2 separate regions of the Homo sapiens genome follow, and region 1 is linked to region 2. The links are chromatin loops, found by intact Hi-C in ENCODE. Cell type or tissue: heart left ventricle. All regions are shown on one strand. Each heading gives the region's core, and the rest is flanking DNA. Links, peaks and the distances in the headings are about the cores only. Region 1 overlaps LRRC39 (leucine rich repeat containing 39). Region 2 overlaps RTCA (RNA 3'-terminal phosphate cyclase).

Region 1 (2,925 bases), core at 107-2,606, 110 kb before region 2:
GTGGGCCTTACCTATAAAATGTGAGGTTATAATTAAATGATATCTATGTATTTTCCAGCTTAAATATTCTATAATTCCTATACAGCTTTTTCTAAAAAAAAAAAAAAAAAAATTGAGAAAGGCTGTCTCCATGTTGCCCAGTCTGGTCTCGAACTCCTAAGCTCAAGCAATCCTCCTGCCTCAGCCTCCCAAAGCACTGGGATTACAGGTGTGAAGCTGCTTATTTTAATCTTGATATTCTTTCAGGTCTCTAATCGAAATTTTATAACTCTTCTAAAACCCTTTTGAGGCCGGGCGTGGTGGCTCACGCTTGTAATCCTAACAATTTGTGAGGCTAAAGCAGATGGATCACTTGAGGTTAGGAGTTTGAGACCAGCCTGGCCAACATGATAAAACCCTGTCTCCACTAAAAATACAAAAATTAGCTGGGTATGGTGTTGTGGGCCTGTAATCCCAGCTACTCAGGAGGCTGAGGCAGGAGAATCACTTGAACCCAGGAGGCAGAGGTTGCAGTGAGCCAAGATTGCGCCAATACACTCCAGCCTGGGTGACAGAGTGAGACTCTGTCTCTAAAAAAACAAAATAAAATTTGATTCTACAAATTTTATTGTAGAATAAGGCCTTTTTCTGATATTGCCACACCAATCGTTACCTAAGTACTTGATTTTTTCAAGGAGCTTGGCATCAAAAGGGAGAAAACACAATTTCTGTTTAAACTGTAGGCTTTTTTTCTTTCATTTTTTAGCTAAAGCTCTAGCCAATTTAGCTGAACGAAGCAGCATTAGATTACATTCTTACCCTTCTTACCCCTTGCCTGTGTACTGACCCCTTTCAAATCTGCTTCTTTTGTCTACTTCCTTGCCACTCAGTGTGATTTGCAGAACAGCAGCATCATTGTCTCCTGGGAGCTTGTTAGAGATCCAGACTCTTGGTCCTACTCCAGACTTACTAACCCAGAAGCTATTTTAAATAAGATCCCTATGGGATTCCTACGCAGACAAGTTTGAGAAACACTGGTCTATTTCAGAGCAGAGTAAAAAAGTAAGGACATTTCTTTGGGTTACCTTTGGTTGGTTTTAAATTTCTATGAATTTTCCAGTTAGCCTTTTCTCTGGTAATCAGCTTCTCTGTCTCACTTTAAAAGGTCTCTCAGATTCTTACCATTTTGCGTCAGTTATGATTGTTTATTTATTAATTTTTTTCTTTTTTTTTTAAATGAGACAGTGTCTTGCTCTGACACCCAGGCTGGTGTGCAGTGGGTGTGATTGTAACTTACTGCAGCCTTGACCTCCAGGGCACAATTGATCCTCCCGCCTCACCCCTCTGCCTCCCAAGTAACGGGGACTACAGGTGCATGCCACCACGCCCAGCTAACTTTTTGTTTTAGAGATGGGGTCTCGCTATGTTGCCCAGTCTGGTCTCAAGCTCGTTGGGCTCAAGAAATCCTCCTACCTCAGCCTGCCAAAGTGCTGGGATTACAGGCACAAGCCAGCATACCTGGAAAATTATTTATTTAGTCATATTACAGGTTTTAAACCTAACCTTTGATCTCTATATAATTTACTTTTAAAGTAGTTTATACTTAATTTTAACCACAATCCAAGCTTTATAATACTGTACAATGATTTTACAATGTAATTGTTTTAAGATTAAGGGAAAGGTGCTTTGAAAAACTACATTACACAAATTCCATGTAATGTTTCTAAAAGTAGAAGCTGATTTTGGTCTAACTTAACTTTTGGAAATTACATTTTGCTAACAGAGAATCCTCCTCCCTAATCATAAAATAGATGATGCCAAAAAAGAACAAGCAGTAAGAAAGGGCAAGACTGCACACTCATTATTCCTATATAGAGAACTTCTGAAATTTCTGAAATTAAGTGATTCTTAATTAATGACAAAGATCCCTTTTATCAAAACTTTAGCCAGGCTCCACATCCTCTGCTTGACCAGGATTGACCTTGGGCTTCCCTCTCTGTCCTTGCAGAATCCACTTTGAACAGGAATCTTGCTATGTCTGCACACTTACTAAAAACTAAGTGGGAAAAATTATTCCTCCCTGTCAAGATCTTTTGTTTTTACAGATATTTAGCAACACAAATCATTGCTTATCAGTAGCTTCTTGCCCCCCACCCTCGTTTACTGGAAGAATATCAATTGCTTCCAAGTCCAAGTGTTTACCAAGTAATCCAGGTGATATGGTTTTGCTATGTCCCCACCCAAATCTCATCTTGAATTGTGGCTTCCATAATTCCCACGTGTTGTGGGAGGGTCCCAGTGGGAGACAATTGAATCATGGGGGCAGTTTCCCTTATACTGTTCTCATTCTCTCTCCCAAGATCTGATGGTTTTATGAGAGGTTTCCCCTTTCTTTTTTTTTTTTTTTTTTGAGATGGAATTTCACTCTTGTTGCCCAGGCTGGAGTGCAATGGTGCAATCTTGGCTTACTGCAACCTCTGCTTCCTGGGTTCAAGCAATTCTCCTGCCTCAGGCTCCCATGTAGCTGGGATTACAGGCGTGAGCCACCATGTCTGGCTGAGGATTCCCCTTTCATTTGGTTCTCATTCTCTCTTTGCTGACTGTCATGTAAGATGTCCCTTTGCTCTTCCTTTGGCTTCCACCATGATTGTGAGGCCTCCCCAGCCATGTGGAACTGTGAGTCAATTAAACCTCTTTTCTTTATAAATTACCCAGTCTCAGGTATGTCTTTATCAGCAGTGTGAAAACGGACTAAAATAGTAAATTGGTACCGATAGAGTGGGGCACTGCTGTAAAGATACCCAAAAATGTGGAAGTGACTTTGGAACTGGATAACAGGCAGAGGTTGGAACAGCTGGATGGCTCAGAAGAAGAAAAGAAAATGTGGGAAAGTTTGGAACTTCCTAGAGACTTGTTCAATGGCTTTGACCAAAATGCTGATAATGA
Region 2 (2,925 bases), core at 97-2,596:
TGCTTGTTTCTTAAATGTTAGGATCTATTACTTACGCTAGAAGTAGTGGAAAAGTTAGACCCTTAGAGAACTGTCTTTCTGGTACCCACTTAATACATTGCATCTCTTGTAAGAAGTAATTGTACTTTGTGGCTTAAAAATAATGAATAGCAGGAGCATGGGGACTCGAGAGCAGCTACACATCATGGTTATTTATTTCTAGGGAAAATATTTTCAAGGGAATTTTCACAGTGAGGTACCCTCATATCTAGTGATATTTCATGCCCCAGCACAGCTTAAGTGCTCACTGTGTGTAGACAACTGGACTAGACACTAAGGGGTCATAAAAGGAATTCTCTTCCACAATGTGATCAGAATTGTTTTCCTAAGAAACACATTGGGCATTCAGGTTATTTCTCTTTAAGGCTTCCCTTCTGCCACACAATCACTAGGCCATATTTCTTGGTGTGGCATTTAAGTGCTTTGAAGTCTTGCCCTAACTTTTCTAACTTCTTCGTCCCTCTCCTCCTTTCAACGTGTTATGTATTCTAACAATATGTTTGCTTGTTATTCCTTAAATATGCTTTGTGCCTTTGGACTTTTGTGTCTTTGTTCATGTTATTCTTCCCCTGCTCTCCCAAAAGTTAGAAATCCTATGTTTTTTTCAACGTGAAACTTATAATTCTTTATGAACTGTGATTGTGCCTCAATCAGAATTCATATTTGCACCTATGTTGTAGCCTTTCTTATAGCCTGACCTGTATTCTAGTAGACAGTGTGTGGAGCCATCTCCCTACCAGATGGTGAGCTCTTTGAGGGGAGGAGTACTGTCTTCTCACCGTCTGCTGTAAAATAAATGACACCAATTAATTGAATTAAAACTTTTTAAGTGTTTTGCTACTTAAATATTCATCATATATTTATTTGAGGACCTACCATGTGCCAGACATTGTTTTAGGCACAGGAAAATAGCAGGAACAATATAGGTAAGTCTAGCCCTCAAGGCGCTTATATTCTACAATAGCCCTGTCAAATAGAACTTTCTGCATTGGGGTATATGTTCCATATCTATGCTGTCCAATATGGTAGTCACTAGCCAAATGTGACTATTGAGCACTTAAAATGTGGCTAGTGCAGCTGGGGAGCTGATTTTTAAATTTTATTTAATTTTAATAGTTTCACATATCTCAAGGCTACCACATTGTATAGTACAGACAAAATTTTGTTTTTTAATGTATAAAATTTTACAAAATACAGACCTAAAATATTTAGACCTTTCCATGGATTACATGTTTGGATATCATTGACATGTCATTTTATTGTAATATAGAGCTTTGTTTTTGTCATGCAATCAGTTTATGTGGGCATTTGTTATACTTTTCATAGGGGATATTACCCAAAAGGGGGTGGTGAAGTGATTGTTCGAATGTCACCAGTTAAACAATTGAACCCTATAAATTTAACTGAGCGTGGCTGTGTGACTAAGATATATGGAAGAGCTTTCGTTGCTGGTGTTTTGCCATTTAAAGTAAGTTGTTTAGATGTTCTTAGAAATAAAATATATGTGTGTCTTGATAAATATTATGTCAACTAAATTTTGAAATTATTGAGAGAACTTAACATTTTTTTAAGGAAAGAAATAATGTCCTTTGTGGCAATATGGCTGCAGCTGGAGGCCATTATCCTAAGCAAATTAATGTGGGAACAGAAAACCAAATACCACATGTTCTCATAAGTGGAAGCTACGCATTGAATACACATGGACATAAAGATGGGAACACTGGGGACTGCTAATGGGAGGAGGGTGGAAGGGGGCTGAGGGTTGAAACACTATCAGGTACTGTGTTCACTACCTAGGTGATGGGATCATTCATATACCAGATCTCAGCGACATGTAATTTACCCATGTAACAAACCTGCACATGTACCTCCTGAACCTAAAATAAAAGATGAAATATATGTATTAATGGATACATTAATTAACAAAAATAAAATTAATTTGCATAAGCATATTTAAAAATTCAGTGCTCTCTTGAAAATCAAGTTATTAAATAATGCATGTAAAAGCTACCAATTATTTTATGTGTCTTTGAAGTCTTGAAAACAATTTTCCAAATAATCAGTAATTGTTTTATTCTATTTTTCTGTCTTGCTAAAATAGGTAGCAAAAGATATGGCAGCGGCAGCAGTTAGATGCATCAGAAAGGAGATCCGGGATTTGTATGTTAACATCCAGCCTGTTCAAGAACCTAAAGACCAAGCATTTGGCAATGGAAATGGAATAATGTGAGACAATACTTTTTCCTACACATTAGTTGAGAACCCTAAAATAGTTATCTAATTAAATTAAAGATTTTTAGGGTTTCTTGCTTAAGTTTATAGTTTTAAGAAGTATTTATTTATTTATTTATTTATTGAGGTGGAGTCTCGCTCTGTTGTCCAGGCTGGAGTGCCGTGGTGTGATCTTGGCTCACTGCAAGCTCCGCCTCCTGGGTTCATGCCATTCTTCTGCCTGAGCCTCCTGAGTAGCTGGGACTACAGGCGCCCACCACCACGCCCAGCTAATTTTTTGTATTTTTAGTAGAGACAGGGTTTCACCGTGTTAGCCAGGGTGGTCTTGATCTCCTGACCTCATGATCCACCTGCCTTGGCCTCCCAAAGTGCTGGGATTACAGGCATGAGCCACTGTGCCCAGCCTCAGTTTATATTTTTAAGGACATTCCTACCTAAAACACCAGTATGATAAATTAAGACAATTATTCTGAATTTTTTCTGAGGATGGCTTGCCTTTTGTTACCTTGTAAGATCCCTTTCCCTTATATAGTGAACTTAAACGTTTAATCAGAAGTTAGGCTTTAAAGCTAGTCCTATGAGAATATTTCCAGTTGCATAAAATACGTCAAATGTGAAATCAGTTCACAAATAAATATAGCAAAGAGCTTTTTA

Evidence for each region. Hi-C counts contacts between places; a loop is a spot of excess contacts. Peaks named below come from ENCODE experiments on the same cell type or tissue, not always from the same donor. Only the 100,000 strongest peaks of a DNase experiment are listed, where the experiment ranks them.
Region 1: a loop joins it to region 2, with 2.3 times the contacts of the local background. A loop is called at or near these places in 8 of 110 quality-filtered maps.

What each region holds. Positions count from the first base shown.
Region 1 is chr1:100,163,503-100,166,427 of GRCh38, forward strand. All of the region lies in intron 3 of LRRC39 (leucine rich repeat containing 39), which reads right to left. Among named protein-coding and RNA genes, the nearest start is that of LRRC39, 13 kb to the right of the region's middle. In heart left ventricle, for the core only: no CTCF peak of the experiment used is centred there; no DNase peak of the experiment used is centred there; H3K27ac peaks cover 323 bases.
Region 2 is chr1:100,273,459-100,276,383 of GRCh38, forward strand. RTCA (RNA 3'-terminal phosphate cyclase) reads left to right here. Exons shown (of 11, transcript NM_003729.4): 6 at 1,366-1,507; 7 at 2,141-2,265. Among named protein-coding and RNA genes, the nearest start is that of MIR553, 6.3 kb to the right of the region's middle. In heart left ventricle, for the core only: no CTCF peak of the experiment used is centred there; no DNase peak of the experiment used is centred there.